Regions from separate parts of the Homo sapiens genome. Here region 2 is linked to region 1. Evidence: read pairs that join two places in POLR2A ChIA-PET (ENCODE). Cell type or tissue: GM12878. All regions are shown on one strand. Links, peaks and the distances in the headings refer to the core of each region. The heading gives the core; the rest is flanking DNA.

Region 1 (12,407 bases), core at 1,853-9,852:
CCAAGTGCTAAAGATAATGGAGCTATGACAATAAAGAGCTTGAGTCTTGAATCATTACATGGCAGACCATCCACTCAGCACTCTCATCGAACAGTTATGTGTAAGAAAAATAAATAAATGTATATTTTAGCTGCTCAGATTTCGGGGCTTATCTGTTCTAGCAGCTAGTGTTACTTTAACTACTGTAGTCATTAAACTTCAGCTTTTCTCACTGATATAATGAAGATAAATGTATTTATATTTTCTATATATGTTCAATAATTATGAGTGTTCTAGATGAGCTAATGCATGTAGAGCATGGAAAAGAGAAAGTTCTCAACAAATGTTAGAATTAATATTATGAGGGTTTGCTATTGTTATTTTTATAAGATCTCTGTGAATTTTACTAACACCAATGTTTCCTGGAGGATATGCAGTAACAGATACCAAGGGATTAAAGATAAATATATGTGGAAAATAATTAACACTGAGAATGTAGTCAGTGGTGCCGTTTCTTTCCCTATGGGTCAGGAAAAGGTTTCTATTTATTTGGTTTTGCTGAATTCAGCAAGCTGCAAGCAACATTACCTTGAAATTAGGTTGAGCAACCAGTGTAGCTTTGCTCTATACATAAAAATACAGGATCAGAGCACAGTGCCTCCATCCGTTCCTCATTCCATCTTCACATCACTTCTCTTGTTTTAAAAGATTCATTTTAGAGAATCTATTGTCTTCAGGTGTTACGTTGGTTGATTTTACTTGCACATCTTTAAAACAGGAGAGATGGCATTCATTGGTAAAACTCCTAGGGAATAGAGGCACATGATCAGTCATGAGCTTCAGCCTCAGGCACTGCAAAGCATGGAGCAAGATAGTGTAAAGGGAGATGAGTAAACCAGTGACAGAAATGGTACAGCTGGTGCAACCAGTCATGTGGGGATATACAAGAAATGAGGACACCGTTCTCAAATCTGCTCAAAATTGCATGCATTTCAATTTATTCCCAGGACCACGGTCTCACGTCCTCTGAATTTCACTGTTCACACAGTCCTTGGTATACTATTTTGTTAGTAAATCCTTCCTGACTCTTTGAAGAGAAGGGATAATTGTTTTCTCACAAAGAACAGGCTGACATTCAAGTGGTATTCCTCACTTCAAAGTTTATTCCGCATAAAATATCTACACTTTAGTTTATCAAGTACATGGATGTGTTACTTCTATGCAGACACTTTCAGGTTTGTGCCTATATTGGCTGTTGTTATTTTAGACTATTTTTATTAGGTGCAGTATCATATATCTAAGGTTCTTGTACTGGTTCGAACCCCGAGAGCGCGCCAACAGACAACATGAGGCGGTGGAAGCAACATGCTGTTTTAATGAGCGCCTGGGTGCAGGCGGTCTGAGGACTAAAATGGTGTCAGCCCCTAGTGAGGACAGGGCAAAGGTTTTATAGTCTCCTATAAACAGGAAGTGTCTTAGTCTGACGTAACTGCTACGTTGTACCCGGATGGCCTCTTCCTCAATCTTCAGGGGTACGCGTCTTCCGGCCAGGGTAGGTGTCTTCTGCTGGCTCTCTTCTTGCTACTGCTATTTTGCTGGTGCAGGCTGCTGGCGCGGGCTGCTGGCACAAGTTGCGCCTTGGGACTGGGCCTGAGAAGGGAGGAGTTATTCATCTCCTTAAGCTTTCAGGCCCCGGGGAGAATTTACAGTATGATATTAAGATTGTTATACACTAAGTTGGGATGATGAAATTGATATAAACAAATAGAGTTAAAAGCTACTTTAGAAATATTATTTACACTTTATGTCCCTTCTTTTTTATCCAAGATAGAAACGTTTCTGGAGAAAATAACAGAAGGTAAGATATACATTCTACAGAACAACAAAATATAAACATTCTCATTCTATGTGTCCTCATATAGCCTTATATAGAGAACTAAGTAGCTATTCAATACGATTTTGTTAAATCAAAGTTTGGTGTTGATACATGCAACAAAATCTGACCCCATGTTTATTTTCAGAGTTCAAATAGGTTTACAGTGTGAGAAGATTGGATTCAGGTCATTAAAACTGTAGGTGGATATCTCACTAATGTGCTGTATATCCATTAGTAGAGAAGCTTCTATTGACTGAGCACTTCTATCATGTAAAAGTGTTTTCTGAGCTGCTCAGTCTCTGTCAGTTAATGTCTGGGTGAAGAACTGAGGGCCTCAGGCAAGACTAAGGGCACTTGATCCCAACGGCCATTAAATATACCTGACCTGGAGGGTATTAACACTGCAGACATCTCAGGAGCGCCAAAAAAATCTGCGTAATAAAGTTTCCTTATATTTGAAGGTTCAGTTTGTGTTCCTATTTTTCCCTTGTAGAGTTTTATTCTTGTGCTAACATATGACCAATAGAAAACAACACGTGACTTATTCCATTAGGATTTATATATATATATATAATATAAATTGTATATAAATCGATAGTACTATGTAAAAAATACATTACCTATAAATCTACAGTTATATATAAAAATACTTATATACTTACAAACTATCGTATATACACTTATGTATATAAATATATGTAAATTTTATGTATGAATATATAAATACTTAGATATATACATACAAACTATTGTCTTAAGTGATCAAAACATCTTTTAAATTTAACATAGGGAAGCAACATCAAAAGGTATAATTTAGCAGAGCTTCTAAATGGAAGCTAAAGTCCCAAATGTTCCTCTTGATTTGGTGATTTACGACTTCTGTTACTCTAAATAAGTTACTTTATTTTCTTGGATATTCAGTTTCTTTACTGGTAAAGTGAAAAGCGTAATTTTTTCTTATCATGTGTTAGTACAGTTGTGAAAAATTGAGAAAGTATAAAATAGAGGCTTTTGTATTATTACACAATTTACACTGTTTATATATTAAATTGACTATTATACGTTCAATAAAAACAAATCTCCATTTTATCAACTAGTAATTTTTTCACAGATATTATTAGCTAATTAAAGTGTATGTCCACCTGGTTATATCTTCCCACATACAATATTCGAAATTTAAGTTACCATCCTGACTTCTTTGAAAATACTCACAAATCTTTTTTCTTGATACATTATATAGATATTATTGCACATGCATATTATTTATATTTATATTATTCATGATTTTACCAGACATTTAATAGAATTTAAATAAACTGCAGTGCTTTGGAAAATTTCTGTTTCTTCAGAAAACTGGAGAAACCTCTGAGAATGCTGCATTCGTAATAAATTACTGATTTTTCCTTCCCCAAGAAGAGAAATGAATACATAAAGAGTTTGAGGAACATCCTTTCCATTGGATAATCTTTACCTTTCTACTTGTTCTCTTCCAAGTATTCTAAGTAGTAGGCTCTTAGACACGACCTTGACGTCAGCAAATGATATTATTCCATGTGTGAATATGCTCCAGATTCCTCTCTCTGCTATTACAATGTGATTTTCTCACATTTTAAGGCAAAGGGACATTTTGAATGTGCTCAGACACATTTGCCCTATTCAGAGGACAGAAATTGTTGAGCTTGAAGGAAATCTTTTTTTTCCTATATAGCTGCCCAATCCAGAAATGTTCAGCTGCAGATCCTGGCCTCTCCACACTTAATTCACAAGCCCAGAAGTGCAAATGCTTCTTTAACAAGGGAATGCGAACCTGCTGCTAAACTGAAATATGAGAACATTTCTACTCTTTTTATAATTTTCTTGGTTAGTTCATATCCATGCCCTCAGTGTTTTTGTTTATTTGTTTGTTTGTTTTTTGTTTGTTTGTTTGTTTTTGAGACGGAGTCTCACTCTTTTTGCCCATGCTGGAGTGTGGTGGCACGACCTCGGCTCACTGCAACTTCTGCCTCCCGGGTTCGAGCGATTCTTCTGCCTCAGCCTCCCGAGTAGAGTAGCTGGGATTATAGGCGCCCGCCACCACACCCGACTAATTTTTGTATTTTTAGTAGAGACGGGCTTTCACCATGTTGGCCCGGCTGGTATCGATACCTGACCTCAGGTGATCCGGCCCGCCTCAGCCTCCCAAAGTGCCGGGATTACAGGCGTGGGCCACTGTGCTCGGCCGGCCCTCAGTATTTTTATTTCAGATATTTAATAAGACATTTTGGTTAATTATTCTATAGCTAAATAAATTCTCTTTAATTTGCCCATCACTGTTAACTTAAACAGTTTTTCTTTTCCCCTCAATAAATGATAGCTTTCTTTCATCTTTGGTCATATTTGGTGTTGAAGCCTGTTTTCCATAATATTGATAAAAGTGAGTAAAATGCAGAAATGCTGCAGGTTTACTTTAGTTTGGCTTTAAGGATAAGAGTAAGAGGCGGAAGGGGGTTCAAAGCTTTTCATTTTATGGTACTGCTTTGTAAAATGGACCTTGCCTGTCATGCAATGTCATAATGGCATGATTGGCCTGCTTCTATTTTCCTATAGACATGGCAGGAGAAATGATTGAGAGCTTTTCCAGTTTGGCATGGAAACAAAGCAAAGCAATTTCAGTGTGGTAACAAGACTAAGGAGGAGACAGATGCTGTGCGGGCAACAGTACCAGAGCTAAGGGATGAGAAACTTCTCCATAAGATGTCCCTTTATTGCTCCAGCAGCTATTATGGGCTGCGTCTCCCCAAGCATGGCAGCTCACCACTGTGGAACCCTAAATAGAATGACACTCAGTGTTGAATGGCAAGGCCTCTGGTCATAAATAAGATAAGCCGAAAGACATTTGATGGTTATCACAGAAATGGACTTTCCTTACTTGGAATTTTCCTGCCTAAACATCCACAGGGAAAAGCTACATGTTGGGACTTCATAATTCATTTCAAGCATTTTGTTTGCAAATCTCAAAGCTTGATTTTTTTTCTAAGTTTGCAGGTACTTCAATATTTGTATTTCCATTTCAGATTTTTAAAATTCATTGCTTTAAAGAACTACATCTGAAGAACAATGTTTAGCTCTTTATTTATTATTGTATTTTATTTATCTAAAGACCAATATGTTGCTTCCTACTGATAACATCAGATGAATATTATCGTGAAGTTAAATTAGCTTCTTCAACAGTGAGCTCTGTGGAATAGATGCACCTTTCCTTCTAGTGTGACCATTTGAGATGGAACAGACCAGAGGATTTTCCATCCCATTGCTAGAATATGTTTCTGTGACAAAGTTCTAGCAAGTTTTAGTCCGTAATCCATTTCAAGAGAAATTCCCATTTCTGTTTTTTTTTCAATTATGTCTTTTAACTTATATTTTCTGGATCTTATTCCATTTGAGTGAAATGTGAATAGATGAAGAGATGTGGTATCAGAGCTCATTAAACAAAACTTTTCTGGTAACATGTTTCATCCTATTTAGTTATTTGAATTCAGATAAGCTTAAAGGAAAAGAACAAAACAAAGCTATAAAGAAAATTGGAAGTTATTCATTGTCATTCATCATAAACAAGCTCAGAGGCTGGGATATTTGGCACGATGACAATGAAACTGCAGGAAATTGAGCACACTCCAATGTTGGTGAGGACGGTCCATCCATTCTGCATATGTCTGCGTCTTTGGGACTTAGAGTCTGGCAAGTAGAAGAGGGATTTCATCTTGTTGGAAAATATAAGTTGGAAAATCAACCCACATGAAATTGCAGAAGCCAAGGGGTGAGTGTTCTAGAAAGTGTCTAATTCTTTCTTTGCTTTTAGCTAGGCTGCATTACATGATTCTATGTGTTCATTATTTTTGGACACTTTCTAAAGAGTAGCTAGAATTGTAAAGACACTACTAAGGTGATAATTTAAAAACTATGCTGTCATTCATATCAATTAAAAATAAACTCAGGTATAAGACTTGGCCCAACTTTCTATTTTCTTGCTGAAATTGATTGTTTAATTTCATTTTTGTTAGTTGAATATGTTTGGGTTTCTCTATGGTGCATCTAATAAGATTTTGTGTCCACATTGTGAGGCTTTATGGCCTTTCTCCTTTCAGTATTTCAGTGTGTTTATGGTTGCTGCTCATGTTTAACCTGCTACTCTTAACTTTTAGCAGTGGGAATTAAGAGTTCAGGCATCTGAATCTATTTAAATATCAAAACTCTGGGAAGCTTCTCTGATAACCAAATCACATTTATCCATGCACTTGTTCTGAGCAGCAGTTGAAGTTAGGTGATATTTTACTTAGTGATCCTTATATAGCATTTATTATTTATTAAGCTCAGTTTTCAGTTTTTTTTACAAGTGTTAGTTTATTTAATCTGCATAACAAAGTCGTTAGAAGGTATTATTTGTATTCATAATTTTCAGATGAGGTAATTTAGGTGCAGAGAAGTTTAAGCACTTGTTCACATTCACACAAGAGCAAGTGTTAGAGTAAGGATTTAAGCTTAACCAGGATAGTTCTGGGGGGTACTAGGTTGACCACTACACCAATGCCTGTTAACCTTGATTTGCTGACCATCATGATAATTATGAAGTCAAAACAAGGAATAAACTTAGTAATTTAGTCAAATAGACTTTAATGAGGAAGCAGGTTTAAAACAAATGGTCAGTAAACACTTTTTGGGCACGTAATATACACCAAGCAATATGCCTCCTAGCAGAATGGCATTGAATGGCAAAGCTAGGTCCTCAGGAAGAGTGGCTGTCCAGGAATGGACCAGGTGGAATTAATCATATTAAATCCTATATTTAAAATTACTCTGTTCACTGTATTTTGTTGATAATCAATACAAGAAATATGGATCTAATCTTTCCAAATTGTAATTTGGGAGAATTTTATAAGAAGTGCCACTCTAATGTTTATTCTGGTAGCACTAGTAACTGAGGCTTTAGAAATAAATTGAGATTCCAATGCTATAAAATAACACTCTCAAATGTTTTGGTCTCAGGATTTCTTTACATGCTAGGAAATTTTTGAGAATAACCCCCCACCCCCCGCCAAAAAAGAAAGCTTTTGTTAATGTGGGTCATAGCTCTCAATATTTATATTAGAAATTAAAATAGAAAATTTTTAAAGTATTTAATTACTAATTCACTCTAAAGTGACAGTAATAATCCCATTGCATCTTGACACAAATGGCATATTTTAATAAGAAATAACTTTTTCAAAACAACAAAAAAATGAGCGACATTTGCTATGGTTTGGATAAAATTTGTTTGTCCCCACCAAAACTCATGTTGAAATTTGATCCTCAATGTGCCAGTGTTGGGAAGTGGGCCTAGTGGGAGGTATTTGGGTTATGAAGGTGGATTCCCCGTTAATGGTTCTGTGCTGTTCTGGTAGTAGTGCGTTCTCACTCCATTTTTTTTTTTTAAACACAGGGTCTCACTCTCTCATCCATGCTGGAGCATGGGGGTACAATCATAGCTCACTGCAACCTTGAACTCCTGGGCTCAAAGGATCCTTCCAGTTCATCCCCCTCTGAGTAGCTCGGATTACAGGCATACACCACCACGCCTGGCTGAGTTCTCAATCTTGAAAGATTGATTTAGTTCTCATGTAAATGAATTAGTTCCTGTGGTAGTGGGTTGTTATAAAGCCAGGATGCCCTTCGGTTTTCTCCTCTTCACACATGTCTACTTTCCCATTGCCCTTCTCCACCATGTTGTGATGTGGCATGAAAGTCCTGTCCAGAAGCCAGGGCCATGCCCTCGAATTTCTCAGTCTGTGGAACCATGAGCTAAATAAACTTCCTTTAAAATAAGTTTTTAGGTATTCTGCTATAAGCAACACAAAAGGTACTAATACAGCATTGTTTTAAATTTGTATGAATTTCTTTATTGTGTGGCTTAATAGAAAGCTAGATTCTTAGGTTTGTTTCTCTAAACATTCTGTTATAATCTTACACATTAAACTCTGGAAAACTCTGTTGTACACTTGTGAGAGAATGAGAGTGAAACAGAGAAATTAGCATCTTGGTTTATTATAAAAATAGTTTGGATCTTTTGAAACCTTTAAAGAGTCTTAGGAAACCCTGTGGTTCTCTGGCCGTGCTTTGAGAACCACTGGTATAGGGTAAATCCACTGCCAAGTTAATCTTTTGTTATGCTATATGTTTTAGCTTGTTTTCATCTACTATTCTCTGAATTTGAGCTTCAGCATTTCAACGTATTGATTATGATTTTCGCTTTTTTTTTTTTTTTTTGAGACAAAGTTTTGCTCTTGTTGCCCAGGCTGGAGTGCAGTGGCGTGATCTTGGCTCACTGCCAACCTCCGCCTCCTGGATTCAAGTGATTCTCCTGCCTCAGCCTCCTGAGTAGCTGGGATTACAGGCACATGCCACCACGCCTGGCTAATTTGTGTATTTTTGGTAGAGACGGGGTATCATCATGTTGGCCAGACGGTATCGAACTCCTTATTTCAGGTGACCTGCCCACCTCGACCTCCCAAAGTGCTGCCCACCTTGACCTCCCAAAGTGCTGGGATTACAGATGTGAGCCACTGTGCCTGGTTGATTATGATTTTCAAATACCAGGTGACTCCTGCCTAGCATTGGTATATTTTATATATATTAAATGTCCATGAATTTTAAAAAATTTAAATGAAAGCACATGACAGTCTCAAGTACTCCAACACTTGAGAAGCTACAATATGGTGTACAGTGCACACAAGGTGATTTGAGCATCAGATAAATTGAGACAGACAGAAAGTGTTAGATGTATATGTAACTATAAGCATCTATGTTTGGCTTAATAAAAACACAATGTTTCTTATGTATTGTCCTGTAATTAACAGTTTAATACTTTCCTATTAACCAGTCTACCTGGACTCATTTTTTTTTTATTTTTAATAATCTGCAGAGGTGGGTATATTGATCAAATTAGTAATGGCAACACTACTCTTTCACAATTTTGAAAATAGTGTCTAGGTTGGAATAGCCAACGAAATAGTAGATATTTATAATTTTTGCAATGCTTTTAAATGTGTTGTTAATACTCGTTTGACTAGTTGACTTTATTGTGGCTGAAATGCAGGCTCAAAAGTAGTAAGAGGCACTTACTGTTTCTAAGTTCTATTATGGGGTGTGAAGGTCCTTTAGTTTTCCCAAGGTCTGATAGGCATGGGGGCTTTTAATTTCACGTGGGATGCTTACAAATCGTCTTCTATTTACACGTAGCTTTTGAAGTAATTATTTTCCCTTTTAGTGTCCAAATCTCTCAAGCAAAGAGGCTTTTTAGTAAAAATTGTGATTTAAAGAGAATAATTGTTTCAGAAGAGTAGTGAAAAATGTTCAAATTGACATTTTGAAGGAAAGCACAAACAAAAGAAATTAATTTTATTTCAAGAAAAGAGAAAAAGTTTTTTCCCATAACATAGTAAACATTTTGGCAAAGAAAATAGCAAGTATGAGTACATGCATGTGTATGTGTGTGTGCCCTTTTCAAGAGAAGTTGACACTAAGATGATGCTTCAGATGCCAGAGTGAAGAGGTTTCTAGTTGAAACATTTAATTATTATCCAAATAGGGTAGAGAAACAAAGTCTAATTTCTTTCCTGTATTTGGAAGTGCTTGGTGTGGATAAGAAGTCTGAGTGACAGCTGCAACTGCCAAGCAACCTCATACAATGGGAGTATTCTGCTTCTCAGTTACCGAAGGAGACTCTAAGGCCTTCTCCCACGTTTGGAGGCAAGGAGTCCTCTTCTTCTTTGGCATCTTCCATTAGCAGTTTTAAGAGAGTTTGTTACCCATTTTCAAAAGTATGTTCGTAAAGATGGTGAATGCTAAAGAATGACTTAAAATATATATACATTAACATAGAGCAAACTATAACAAAGTAGGGTAAATAAATGCATTTTAAATTAATAACTTTTTCTTTTTTTCTCCTTTTTTTGATCAGGTGCATTTATTCCTTTTTGTTGTTGTTGTTGTTGTTATTACTTCTGCTTTTGTTTTTGAGACAAGATCTCATTCTCTCACCCAGGCTGGAGTGCAGTGGCGTGATCTCTCGGCTCACTGCAGCCTGGACCCCCCGGGCTCAAGTGATCCTCCTACCTCAGGCTCTTGACTAGCTGGGACTACAGATACATGCCACCACACCTGGCTAATTTTTTGTATTTTTGGTAGAGATGAGGTTTCACTATGTTGCCCAGGGTGGTCTCGAACTCCCAAGCTCAAGTGGTCCACCTGCCTCAGCCTCCTAAAGTGCTGGAATTATAGGCATGAGGCACCATGACTGGCTTATTTGCTGTGTTTAGACATGGATCTGAAGTTTCTATAGTCTGAAGTTTTTCTTTAAAATTAGCAGTAGATTTGAGCTTGTAGAAATAAACCCCTTTCCGGCCAATTGCTAAAATGCAATATTTAATAATTAAGTCAAATTGTGCTCCAAAGTAGATGTTAACTATACTCTGTTGATGAGTTGGAACACAATGTGAGCTTGAGCCATTCATTCTGGCCAATCAATAACAATCAATTATGGAAGCCAAATCAATCACACAGCAGAACACACCGATGGTTAGGGTTAGGATGGTCAGAATGAAGAAAGAGGCAATGGTGGGGTGGATTTCACATGTATAAACATAGTCAAAAGTAATAAGGAACTCTACCATGCATTGGGACACAATACATATATCTTGATGTGGAGTATAGTTTGTAAAAATAGTATTTCTACTTGAGTTTTGGAGTTAGATTTTTACACAAACATTCTATCCTGACAAGGAATCATATCTGAAAGTTAATATAAAAAGGAGTCCCTGAACTAATGAGACCTGTCAAAGTGAGGCAAATACATACTTCTGCTTATTTTGAAACTTTATTATGAAGTAATGATTTTTTTTTTTTTTTTTTGAGGCGGAGTTTCACTCTTGTTGCCCAGGCTGGAGTGCAATGGTGCGATCTCAGCTCACCACAACCTCTGCCTCCCAGGTTCAAGTGATTCTTCTGCCTCAGCCTCCCGAGTAGCTGGAATTACGGGCATGTGCCACCACGCCTGGCTAATTTTGTATTTTTAGTAGAGATGGGGTTTCTCCATGTTGGTCAGGCTGGTCTCAAACTCTCGACCTCAGGTGATCTGACTGCTTTGGCCTCCCAAAGTGCTGCGATTACAGGCATGAGCCACTGCGCCCAGCCAGTAATGATGTTTTGTAATGTAACATCTCAGGTAAGCATACATATAAAATTATAAAATACTTTTATTAATCAAAGAATTCATTTATGTATAAGTGCTTTCCACTCTAACCAAAACTGTAACAATTCCCCAAAAGTCGCCAAAGAGGAGCACAATAGTGATTCTTGTGGAAGTAAAATCAAATCATTTATTATTCAGAAGGGTGGCAGATTTACCAATACAGAAAGTTTCTGTCCCAAAATGTCCATTCTTTTGTAGCACTTGTTCTAATATTTAAATTTTTTTTCTATTGCTCATAGTAAGTTAACTGTTGTCACTTAAGATTTGAACAACTCACCTTCAGATATTTTGGTTTCTCTAAGTAAAATTATGCCATGATACAGAACATTAGGTTTGCTCTTACATTCTTATGATTTTGAATTTATTTTAGGTTTCACTGATGGAAAAATGGAGAAGGAAGATCTGATGAAACAGCAAGTCCTTAAGAGTGGGAGCCAGAAGTTTAAGTTGTAACAGGTTTTGGATAAGATTCAGAACTTAGAGGATAACGAACTGCAGAAAAATTCTTTGGAAGATAATGACTAGAGAAAAATTCTGGGTCAAAGGCAGCTATTGTGGTGCATAGTTATTCAGATTTCAAATTTGAAAAGAAATCATTGTTTCATAGGCCGAAAGGTGAGCCACTGGTATCTGTCATCAGCAAACAGGAAACATGAAGAAGAAGTACATTTATTCTATAGGTTGCAACACACAGTACAAATATACCATTAGAATACCTAAAATGCAAGATGAATCAGTCCCGTGAATTGAAACTTTGATTTTGTTCTTGAGCTAGTAAAGTTTACAGAGTTCTATGAGGAAGGACATCTGTAAAATATCTTACAATACGTTGTCTTCTATTTTGAGAGAAAGGGAAAGTATCTTTGCACTGTGAATATACCCTTTGTATTATTAACTGTGAGGACATGACAAGGCTAAACAATTGCTTCTTTCTTGTCAAAGTTTCGTTTGCTTTGGTTAGTGCCATTGTTTGAGAAAATTAAACAAGTTTCCATGTTTTAGGCTTCTTGACGTTTTTTGATGTTCCACTTAACTGCAGTGGAATAACTCGATGGAACAATTCAAGGCAGCTGTGCTCTGATCCTCAGTTGCCCTCCAAGGATAACATGACACATTTGATAAACACATTTCCTTTAACACCAAGTTCTCCAGGTCAGGCAGGCATAGCATATAGATGAAACTGATCTGAGCCTTCATCCTGAGGGAGAAGAGGGTTAGAGATGAAGGTAAACCTGGATCCCGGTTTTAACCCTGCAACATACTAGTCTCCTGAACTTGAGTATTTGTAAG
Region 2 (12,407 bases), core at 2,780-10,779, 1.0 Mb before region 1:
ACCAGCCACAATAACTCCTTAAGCCAAAACCTAAACTAGAGCACAGCTCTAACTCTCTTCAAGTCTGTGATGGCCCAGAGAGGTGAGGAAGCTGCAGAAGAAAGTTTGAAGCTAGCAGAGACTGGTTCATGAGGTTTAAGGAAGGAAGCTGTCTCCGTAACATAGAAGTGCAAAGTGAAGCAGCAAGTGCTGATGGAGAAGCTGCAGCAAGTTATCAAAAAATCTAGCTAAGATCAGTGATGAAAGTGGCTGCACTAAACAAACAGATTTTCAACATAGATCAAACAGCCTTCTATTGGAAAACGATGCCATGTAGAACTTTCCTAACTAGAGAAGAGAAGTCAATTCCTGGCTTCAAAGGACAGGCTTTTTTGTTAGAGGCTAATGGAGCATTTAAGTTGAACCTCATTCTCATTTACCAATCTAAGAATCCTAGGGCCCTTAAGAATTATGCTAAACCTATTCTGCCTTTGCTGCATAAATGGTATAACAAAACCTGGATGATAGCACATTTGTTTACAGCATGATTTACTGAACATTTTAAGTCCACTGTTGAGAACTACTACTCAGAAAAAAAGATTCCTTTCAAAATATCACTGCTCACTGGCAACACACCTTGTCACCCAAGAGCTCTGATGGTGATGTACAAGGAGATTAATATTGTTTTCATACCTGCTAATACAATATCAATTCTGCAGCCTATGGATCAAGGAGTAATTTTTTTTTTTTTTTTTTTAGACAGAGTCTCCCTCTTTTGCCCAGGCTGGACTGCAGTGGTGCTATCTCGGCTCAGTGCAAGCTCCGCCTCCCGGGTTCACTCCATTCTCCTGCCTCAGCCTCCCCAGTAGCTGGGACTACAGGCACCCATCACCGCGCCCAGCTAATTTTTTGTATTTTTAGTAGAGACAGGGTTTCACCGTGTTAGCCAGGATGGTCTCAATCTCCTGACCTCGTGATCCACCCCCCTCGGCCTCCCACAATGCTGGGATTACAGGCGTGAGCCGCCACACCAGGTCGATCAAGGAGTAATTTTGACTTTCAAGTCTTATTATTTAAGAAATACATTTTATAACGCTATAGCTGCCATAGATAGAGATTCCTCTTATGGATCTGGGCAAAGTAAATTGAAAACCTTCTGGAAAAGATTTACCATTCTAGATGCCATTAAGAACATTTGCAATTCATAGGAGAAGCTTAAAATGGCAACATGAATAGGAGTTTGGAAGAAGTTGATTCCAGCCTTCTAGGATGGCTTTGAGGGGTTAAGATTTCAATGGAGGGGCCAGGCGGTGGCTCATGCCTATAATCCCAGCACTTTGGGAGGCCAAGGCCGGTGGATCACAAGGTCAGGAGACCAGCCTGGCCAACATGATGAAATCCTGTCTCTACAAAAAATACAAATATTAGCTGGATGTGGCAGCGGGCACCTGTAATCCCAGCTACTCAGGAGGCTGAGGCAGGAGAATCGTTTGAACCTAGGAGGCAGAGGTTGCAGTGAGTCGAGATTGCGCCATTGTACTCCAGCCTGGGTGCCAGGGCGAGACTCCGTCTCAAAAAGAAAAAAAAAAAAGATTTCAATGGAGGAACCTACTACAGATTGGATAGAACTAGCAAGAGAACTAGAATTAGAACTGGAGCCTGAAGATGTGTCTCAATTGCTGCAATCCCATGATTAACCGTGAATGAATGAGGACTTGCTTGTAGATGAGCAAAGAAAGTGGTTGCTTGAAAGAGAATCTACTCCTGGTGAAGGTGCCGTGAACATTGTTGAAATGACAAAACAAGCTATTTAGAGTAGTACATAAACTGCGTTGATAAACAGCTGTGGGATTTGAGAGGATTGACTCTAATTTTGAAAGAAGTTCTACTGTGAGTAAAATGTTCACATGCTAGAGAGAAATCTTTGTGAAAGGACGGGTCAATCAATATGGCAAACTTTATTGTCTTTTCTTTTTCTTTGAGACAGTCTCTCCCTGTTGTCCAGGCTGGAGTGCAGTGGTGTGATCTTGGCTCACTACAACCTCCACCTCCCGGGTTCAAGCAATTCTCTGCCTCAGCCTCCTGAGTAGAGACGGGGTTTCGCCCTGTTGGTCAGGCTGGTCTTGAACTCCTGACCTCGTGATCCACCCGTCTTGGCCTCCCAAAGTGCTGGGATTACAGGCATGAGCCACCTCGCCTGGCCTATTGTCTTATTTTAAGAAATTGCCATAGCCACCTCGACCTTCAGCAATCACTACCCTGATCAGTCAGCAGCCATCCACATGGAGGCCAGACCTTCCACCAGCAAAAAGAATATGACTTGCTGAAGGCTCAGATGATCATTAGCAGTTTGTAGCAATAAAATATTTTAAAATTAAGGTATGTACATTTGTTTTAGGCATAATGCAATTGCACACTTAATAGTTATAGAGTAAACATAACATTTATATGCATTGGGAAACCAAAAAACTGGGACTCACTTTATTGCAGTATTTGCTTTATTGTGGTGGTCTGGAACTAAACCTGTAATTTCTCTGAGGTATGCAGTATTTTCTCATGATTAAACACGATACATATAGATACATATAAACCCGTGCCTTTTCTTTTTTTTCCGGTATCAGTGTTGTCCCAGTCTTTCTAGGTTGGTTGTCTCTGTAATGTCTTTGTTTTCTGCTTCATTAATTTCCTTTTTTTCCCCATATAAGTAACCAGTTGTTCCCACATCATTTGTTGTAAAAACTTTTCTTTCCCTGTTCAATTGTTTTGATGCCTCAGTTGAAAATCAAATGACTGTATAAGTGTGAGTCTTTTTCTGGGTTTGTGATTCTATTTCATTGATCTCGTTATGTGTATTTACATTAATACTGCACTGTTTTGATTACCATAGCTTTAGAGTAAGTTTTGGTATCAGGAAGTGTAAGCCCTACCCTTATATTTAACATTCATATTTTACTAACAGTCTGAAATTGAACTTTAAATCACCTCTGTCCTCCTCCTCCTGAACTATACAAAGCCTGTTAGAAAGTTTTAATTTCAATCTTGTCTGTCAATATTTGGTGTTATGTAGTTTCCCCTTGTTTTTTACCCCCTGAGTAATTTTTATTATTGCTTTTGGTTTTATTGTCAATGCTTATTTACATTTCTCAAGGCAGAGCAATTGCTTTGTTTACTCTTGTTAGGCAAGCATCTTTTTTTGTTGTTAAAAATTGGTGAATGGAGGCCGGGCTTGGTGGCTCACACCTGTAATCCCAGCACTTTGGGAGGCCAAGGAGGGAGGATCACCTGAGGTCAGACCAGCGTGACCAACATGGTGAAACCCCGTCTCTACTAAAAATGCAAAAATCAGCCGGGTATGGTGGTGCAAGCCTGTAATTCCAGCTACTCGGGAGGCTGAGGCAGGAGAATCGCTTGAACCCTGGAGGTGGAAGTTGCAGGGAGCCAAGATTGTGCCACTACAATCCAGCCTGGGCAACAAGACTGAAACTCCATCTCAAAAAAAAAAAAAAAAAAAAAAAATTGGTGAATGGCAGTGTTTACATCTTTGTTAGTTTGAAATGTCTTTTTGTTGCCCTCATTCCTAGATGAAAGTTAAACTAGGTTTAGGGTTCTGTTATTTTCCCTGAGCACTGATTATATTATCATATCATTTTTTTTGTCTATACTGTTGTTAATGAGAAGTTTGCTGTTCTTATTATCACGTTTTTGTGTATGCGTGTTATTTCTATTATTCCCTCTGGTTGCGTCAATAATTTTGTTTTTTAAGTTTCACTGTGTTGTGTCTGGACTTATTTTTATTTATCTTGAAGACTTAATTATTATGTCTGTTGATTCATGTCTTTCATCAAGACTAAATTCTCAGGAATTTATAACTATATACTCATATTTATTTATACAAATGTGGAATCATAAAATTATATATAAAATATATCTATAAATAAATAAATGGGCTGGGTGTGGTAGCTCATGCCTGTAATCCCAGCACTTTGGGAGGCCAAGGCAGGTGGATCATGAGGTCAGGAGTTCGAGACCAGTCTGGCCAAGATGGTGAAACCACGTCTCTACTAAAAATACAAAAATTAGCCTGGCGGGATGACGGGCGCTTGTAATCCCAGCTACTCAAGAAGCTGAGGCAGAGAATTGCCTGAATCCAGGAGGCAGAGGTTGCAGTGAGCTGAGATCACACCACTGCCCTCCAGCCTGGGAGACAGACCAAGACTCTGTCAAAAAAAAAAAAAAATAATAATAATAATAAATGTACCCTTTATTCATATAAACTGCTTCTCCCCCTATTTTCCTATGCTTTCCTTCTGAAAAATTATGCAATGTATGATTGTCCTTCTCACTCTAGCCTTTAAATCTTTTCATTTCTCTTCCTATTTTTTTTTAGATGGAATTTCGCTCTTTCGCCCAGGTTGGAGTGCGGTGGCGCCATCTTGGCTCACTGCAACCTCCACCTTCCAGTGTCAAGCCATATTCCTGCCTCAGCCTCCCAAGTAGTTGGGATTACAGGTGCCTGCCACCACGCCCAGCTAATTTTTGTATTTTTAGGAGATATGGGGTTTCACTTTGTTGGCCAGGATGGTCTCGATCGCCTGACCTCGTGATCCACCTGCCTCGGCCTCCAAAAGTGCTGGGATTACAGGCGTGAGCCACCGCACCTGGCCTCTCTTCTGTATGTTTTAATCCTTATCTGTTTCATTCTGGGATATTTCCTTTGGTATTTCTTCTACTTTATAATTCCTGTCATTAGCTGTGGTCTACTCTGCTCCTTAACTGAATATAGTGTCAGTGGCCCACACATTTCCCTGGGACCTTTCAGTGTTTTCTGGCTGACGTGCAGCTGCCAGTATTCCACTTTTTTTTTCTTCCTGGAACAGCAAGCTGGAAGTGTTGGGAAATAAATACCCTTTCTATCAGCTCTCTAACAACGATTCTCAAGAGTTGCTGTATAAATACCCTACTCCCTTACCCCTGTGGGGATAATTCTCAGGCCTGCGTTTTGTACCACATCTTGATGGTGTTTCCCTGTCTCCAACTAGTGATCCACCCACCTCAGTCTCCTGAAGTGCTGGGATTGCAGGCATGAACCACTGCACCTGGTCTCCAATACTAAATGCTAGTAAGTAGTATTTTTCCTTATACTGGGGTATATGTCAAGCATGAGTTAATTTTTCCTTATACTGGGGTATATGTCAAGCTTGAGTTAATTTTTCCTCATGCTGGGGTATATGTCAAGCATGAGTTATAGAGGCTAACCAGGAGTGGTATGTTATTGCAGTATCTCTGCTCACTTCTGAATTTTCTGAGTTCTAACTAACCCACCATCTATTCCTTTTAGTTATAATCAAGAGCTCAAAGTTCAACTAGCCATTTCATAGAAAAGAAAAAGATTGAATAGTACATTCTTCTCTCAAATGATTTTAGTGATCTCAGTACAGAAATGAAAAATAGATGAGAATTCAAGTGAGGTGTATCTAGATTTGAATTCTAGTTTTGTCCCTCACTCTTCCATGAACTTGAGCAAGTTGCTTCACTTCTACAAGAAGTGGGCATGATAGATAATGCCTACCTTTTTGGGGGTAATGTATGCATTAAATGAAATTGCTAATATTGAGACAGCATAATTATCTGGCACATTATAAGCCTATAATAAATACTTTTCTTCCCTCATTTTACAACATATTTTCTAGTTTCCCTATGCATTTAAATTGTATTATAAAATTTGTCCAAAATGAGGGTTTTTTTCTGAATTTGTTTCAACCAAATGTTTAATAGGGACCTTTCATCTGTCAGCAGAGGCTACACACAAGTAAATAATACAGATTCTCAAGGAGCTCATAGACTGTGCCTGAAATTGATTTATGTCTCTATTTAATGTATTAACCTTCATAAATGAACTTGTGTTTCAAGTGAGTTTGTATTGATTTGCCCATACTGCTTCCCTTTGTCCTCCATGTGACCCAGGTCACAAGGGCTTCAGAGTGGACAGGGCTTAAGACAAAAGCAGTCTCACTATGGAAAGAGCAAGGCCAAATCCATGAGATTAGTATATTAGCAGGGCATACTAATTGGCCAAGCTAAGGTTTGAATTTACATGCTGTATTCTCACTTATGCCCAAAACATCAAAGCAAGCACTAAATATTTTTAAAAATTGAGGAGTATCAGAGGACAAAAATAACCCAGTACTTGGATAAAAAGCCACTTTTCATGGAAGGGAAAATGAGAAGCATATATAGAAGGGAGTTTAACCTTGTGATGGGTAAAAATGCCATGCATGTGACCAAAGACCTTTAAAATAGAGCCTTGTTGGAAATAGAGCCTTCAATGATAGAAGCTGATTAGGGAGGTTTTTTGTTTGTTTGTTTGAGATGGAGTTTCGCTTTTGTTGCCCAGGCTGGAGTGCAGTGGCGTGATCTCGGCTCACTGCACCCTCCGCCTCCCGGGTTCAAGTGGTTCTCCTGTCTCAGCCTCCTGAGTAGCTAATTTTTTGTATTTTTAGTGGAGATGGGGTTTCACCACGTTGGCCAGGCTGGTCTCGAACTCTTGACCTCAGATGATCCACCTGCCTTGGCCCCCCAAAGTGCTGGGATTACAGGCATGAGCCACTGTGCCCGGCCTGATTGGGAAGTTATTGTTTAATGGGTATAGAGTTTCAGTTTGAGATGATGAAAAAGTTCTGGAAATGGATAGCAGTGATGGTTGCACAACAATGTGAATGTACTTAATGCCACTGCATTATACACTTAAAAATGGTTAAAATGGCAATGTTTACATTATATCTGGTTTATAATTAAAAAATAAAAAGCACAATGTAGATACAGCAAAGAAATAGTGGAACCTGGCTGATTGAATGTAGGGGTTCTCTAGGAAACTACCTCACTTCCTTATTTCTGTGGCTAAAATGGTAAGGCACTGTGCTTTTTTTTTTTTTTTTTTTTTGACTTGTCAACCTACATGTGAATGTGTATTTATGCTTCCTGTGACCCGCTCCACTTAGAGAAGTCAGAAGCTTTGTATATAAAGTATTATTATGTAGAGATGATAATAATGTGTTTTCTGACTCAAAGCCTTTCTCTGATAATCATCTAGCACTTATTTCTCAAGGTGCTTTTACATCTATTTTCCCTGTTGAGCTACAGAGCCCGGGAGGCATTACCATTGTTTCATGGATTTGAGGAAATGTAAACGCAGAGAGGTTGGTGCCTCAACACAAGTCTTAGTACAAGCAGGACTGGAACTTGTGACTTCTGGGTCCTGAGTTAACATTCTTTTTTTGTTTGTTTGTTTTTTGAGACCGAGTCTCACTCTTGTCACCCAGGCTGGAGCACAATGGCACGATCTTCTCTCGCTGCAATCTCCGCCTCCCGGGTTCAAGCAATTCTTCTGCCTCAGCCTCCCAAGTAGCTGGGATTATAGGCACTCACCACCTGTGAGTGCTTGGCTAACTTTTGTTTTTTGTTTTTTTTGAGACGGAGTCTCGCTCTGTCGCCCAGGCTGGAGTGTGGTGGCGCCATCTCGGCTCACTGCAAGCTCCGCCTCCCGGGTTCACGCCATTCTCCTGCCTCAGCCTCCTGAGTAGCTGGGAGTACAGGCGCCCGCCACCACGCCCGGCTAATTTTTTTAAAAATGTTTTAGTAGAGACGGGGTTTCACCGTGTTAGCCGGGATGGTCTCGATCTCCTGACCTCGTAATCCGCCCGCCTCGGTCTCCCCAAGTGCTGGGACTACAGGCGTGAGCCACTGCGCCCGGCCTAACTTTTGTATTTTTAGTAGAGACAGGGTTTCACCATGTTGACCAGGCTGGCCTCAAACTCCTGACCTCAAGTGATCTACCCGCCTCAGCCTCCCAAAGTGCTGGGATTACAGGCGTGAGCCACCGCGCCGGCCTACACTCTTTACACCATATAATGTTTGAACTTTCATGACTGGTCTTGACACTAAAACTTTTGTGTAAAGAGGAAAAAAACGATCAATCACATGAATGTAAGAAGGAATAATAAGGTATGACCACCACCAAGATAACTGAAATTTTGACTTGCTGTCCAAATGTTTTGGCATTAGGTAGCCATAGCGTGAACATAAAAAGAATTGAACACAAATGTTAAATTGAAATAATTCTAAACCAGGCCATGCTTGTCATTCCAGCTAGCAAATACAAAAGGTCAATTTGAAAAGCTAGGCATCACTGGGTTAATCAGTCATAAAACACCTTTCCCTAAGCTTATCAGCTTATCAGGGCATTCAATTTCCCTATTTGTAAAAAGAGACTGAAAATTATTTGTGCCCTGATTCATGTGCTACATTTTACATAAATGTAAAAGATAAAACTGAATTTTTGAGATAACTGTTCTATAGGAACTAAGGGTAGGAAAACTAAATTAATGAAAGAAGAGATGAGATTAGCATACACAATGTTTACCTTCTCACCTTGAATAGATGCCAGAGAAGAGCAGCAAATCTGACTTTATGCTTCTGAGGAGTAAAGCAAAGAGGGAACCTGATTAATTGCAAGATTTATCCATAAGATTAAAGCCAAACTATAGGTGAAACACTTTTTGATCCTAAAACCTGTGAAATATTTATCCTATGGATTCTCATAAAGAGGACATGGTACGAGAGAGTGAAAAATGTCCTTGGCAACATCGCTACAATAGACACAAAAAGAGCTTTCATGTCTCTGGTTCTTTGATATCGTTTAGTAAAGGCCAATGGTGTAATACCAAGGCACATTCTACAAGGGGTCAGTGAGGATCTGTGTTCTGAAGTTCTAATTTCATGTGTAGCGAAAATAATGGGAATATAATATAATTTGAGCTCAAACTCAATTTCAAAACATAGCTAAAATGCTAAGTTTTTATAGTAAAGTTTATCAAATTCCGTGTATGCAGACTATATAAATAACGGTGTATGGAGACACAGCAGGGGGTGGGAGAAGAGCAGTTACCTTACCATGGTCTTACCTTGAAAGCATAACCCGATGGGTCCGATGTTCTTCCGAGCACGTTTCCCTGAGGCAGATACAGTTTAGGGAAAAAGAGTATAATGGGTTGGATGGCAATAGAATTTGTTGGATAAGTAAGCAGGTGAACTATGAAGGTAATTAGATAATGGATTGATATCAAAGTAGAGGGAAATTTTTAACGTCCTTCCTCAGGGCTCTCACCAGAACTTATTAATCCCTTTATGAAATCAATGACTTGGCTAAAGATATGGAATTTGTGATTGGCAGATTTATCATATTAGATCTAAGTGCCAGAACAAACAAACAGATTCTCAGCAGATTAGAGTGATGAGATAATGCTATCAAGATCAACATCAACAAGGATGAAAAGAAGGCCACATATTTTTGACCTGGTAGAAGGGGAAACACTGTCTTGGTATTGTTCCCCAGTCTTTTCATGTCATTCTTCAAATTAAACAAACATTGCATTGAAGGCCTGTTGTGTGCCAGGCACTATGCTAGGTAGCAGAAATACAACGATAAATAAGGCACACACCCTAGTATGGAAGACATATATAGAAAACGCCAGACTGTGTGTATTAGTTCGCTCTTGCGTTGCTATAAATAAGTACCTGAGACTGCGTAATTATGAAGAAAAAAGGTTTAATTGGCTCACGGTTCCTCAGGCTGTACAGGAAGCATGATGCTGGCATCTGCTTGGCCTTTGGGGAGGTCTCAGGACAGTTACAATCATGGCAGAGGGTGAAGAGGAAGCAAGCACATCTTACATGGCCAGAGCAGGAGGGAGACGGGGGCAGGGGTGGTGAGGGGTGGTGGAGTGAGGGCTACGTACTTTTTTTTTTTTTTTTTGAGATGGAGTTTGCTCTTGTTGCCCAGGCTGGAGGGCAATGGTGCGATCTCAGCTCACTGCAACCTCTGCCTCCCTAATTCAAGGGATTCTCTTGCCTCAGCCTCCCGAGTAGCTGGGATTACAGGCATGCACCACCATGCCCGGTTAATTTTGTACTTTTAGTAGAGACGGGGTTTCTTCATGTTGATCAGGCTGGTCTCAAATTCCTGACCTCAGGTGATCCGCCCGCCTTGGCCTCCCAAAGTGCTGGGATTATAGGCCCAGCCTGGTGCTGCATACTTTTAAACTACCAGATCTCATGATAACTTACACTCACTATTATAAGAACGGCAGGAAGGGGATGGTGTAACCAATTCATGAGAACTCCACCCCAGTGATCCAATCACCCCCCACCAGGCCCCACCTCCAACCCTGGGAATTACAACCCCACATGAGATTTGGTGGGGACACAGATCCAAACCATATCGGTGTGTAAGTGTTGTAATGAAGACAAATTTGGTACAATAGTGGCATGGAGTGTGGGGAGAGTTCAGTTCCTTGGAAGTTGAAGATCAGGAAAGGCTCCAATGAGAAGGCAAGCCCAAGTTAAAAAATAGACCTTCACTAGGCCTGGGCCTTGGGGAGTGGAGGGGTAACAGACAGAACAACACAGGAGAGGTGTATTCAGGGAGCTACAAGTGATTTTGTTTGGATGGAGACGTTGATGTGTGGGGAGGGGAGATGGTAGGCAATGATGTAGTGAGGGTAGATAAGGCCATTAGAGAGGAAACTGTTTGGACTCTGGCAGTGGAGACAGCCATTGATTGATTTTTTTTTTCTTACATATAGGAATAATGTGATCAAAATGGCATTTTTATAAAGGTCACTCTGGAATAGTGCTTCAGATGGTTTGGACATGGCGCTAGGGTAATTATGGAGAAGGAAACCAATTTGGAGCCTGCATTAGTCTGCTTAGGCTGTGATAGCAAAATATTGCAGATACAGACTAGGGGGCTTAAACAACAGAACATTAATTTTCTCACAGCTGTGGATGTTCGAAGTCCCAGATCAAGGTCTGGCAAGGTCAGTTTGTGGTGAGGGCTCTCTTTCTGGCTTGCAGATGGTCACCTCCTCACGGTGTCCTCCCATGGCCTCTCGTCTGTGCATGCACATGGAGAAAGACAGAGGACATGAGAGAGAGAGAGATATTTCTGGTGTCCCTTCTTTTTTTTTTTTTTTTTTCAGACGGAATCTCGCTCTGTCGCCCAGGCTGGAGTGCAATGGCACGATCTCGGCTCACTGCAACCTCCGCCTCCTGGGTTCATGCCATTTTCCTGCCTCAGCCTCCCGAGTAGCTGGGACTACAGGCGCCCACCACTACGCCCGGCTAAGTTTTTGTATTTTTAGTAGAGACGGGGGTTTCACCGTGTTAGCCAGGATGGTCTCGAACTCCTGACCTCGTGATCCACCCGCCTCTGCCTCCCAAAGTGCTGGGATTACAGGCGTGAGCCACCACACCTGGCCTGTCCCTTCTTATAAGGACACTAATCCTAGGGGATCAGGGCCCCACCCTTATGACCCCATTCAACCTTAATTACTTTCTTAGAGTTCCTGTCTCCAAATATAGTCACACTGGGGGTTAGGGTTTTTTATGGTTAATATTAAGTGTCAACTTGACTGGATCTAAAGATGCCAAGTATTGTTCCTGGGTGTGTTTGTGGGGGTGTTACCAGGGGAGATTAACATTTGAGTCAGTGGACTGGGAGTGGAAGACCCACCCTCAGTGTGGGTGGGCACCATCCAATTGGCAGCCAGCACAACTAAAAAAGCAGACAGGAAAAGGTGGAATAAGCTGGCTTGCTGAGTCTTCCAGCTTTCATCTTTCTTCCACGCTGGATGCCTCCTGTCCTAGAATGTCAGACTCCAGGTTCTTTGGCCTTGGACTCTTGGACCTACATCAGTGGTTTGCCAGGAGCTCTCTGGTCTTCAGCCACAGACTGAAAGCTGCACTGTCGGCTTCCCTACTTTTGAGGCTTTGGGACTTGGATGGAGCCACTCCTGGCTTCCTTGCCCCTCAGCTTGCAGATGGCCTATCGTGGGACTCCTTCACTTTGTGATCATGTGAGTCAATTCTCCTTAATAAACACGCTTTTCATTCGGCTCCAATGAGTGGAGGAACACCAGGGTTCTTCGTCTTGAGTCGGATTAGATAAAACGACACGGACACACGTGGAGTGGTTTTAAGGAGCAGAGATTTTAATAGGCAAGAAGGAAAGGAGAAGATGGAAGAAGCTCCACCATACAGAGACAGAGGGAGGGGGGCTCCAAAGCTGAGAGAGGAGACCCTATGTGCCACAGATACCAGCTGGGTATATGAAGAGGCTGGAGGAGGCGGTGTTTGATTTGCATGGGGCTCAGGGGATTAGTTTGACCAGGTATGTCATTCACGTAGCCAGTGAAAAAAGGCCCTCCCACCCTATTCTTTTAATATGCAAATGCAGGGAGCCATGATATTCTGCACACGTGGGGAAACCTAGGGGTGGCCATGTTGCCAGGCACATGTCTGGGCAAGGGCAAGAAGGCTGCCAGAATCTCCATGTTTGGGTGGACCCAGTTTCTAATGGCCTATATTTGCAT

The links. ChIA-PET counts read pairs that join two places held together with the same protein. Peaks named below come from ENCODE experiments on the same cell type or tissue, not always from the same donor. Only the 100,000 strongest peaks of a DNase experiment are listed, where the experiment ranks them.
Region 2: POLR2A ChIA-PET joins it to region 1 with 5 read pairs; 2 of 35 experiments call an interaction of 5 or more read pairs at or near these places.

The regions. Positions count from the first base shown.
Region 1 is chr6:22,642,390-22,654,796 of GRCh38, forward strand. It overlaps LINC03005 (long intergenic non-protein coding RNA 3005), which reads right to left. Exons shown (of 3, transcript NR_134614.1): 3 at 1,121-1,629. LOC105374973 (a long non-coding RNA gene) reads left to right here and starts at 1,631. Exons shown (of 5, transcript XR_007059497.1): 1 at 1,631-1,837; 2 at 4,442-5,651; 3 at 11,488-12,407. In GM12878, for the core only: no CTCF peak of the experiment used is centred there; no DNase peak of the experiment used is centred there.
Region 2 is chr6:21,641,798-21,654,204 of GRCh38, forward strand. No RefSeq gene overlaps it. Among named protein-coding and RNA genes, the nearest start is that of CASC15, 18 kb to the right of the region's middle. RefSeq lists a silencer at 6,788-6,988 and an enhancer at 7,128-7,628. In GM12878, for the core only: no CTCF peak of the experiment used is centred there; a DNase peak (open chromatin) is centred at 6,985.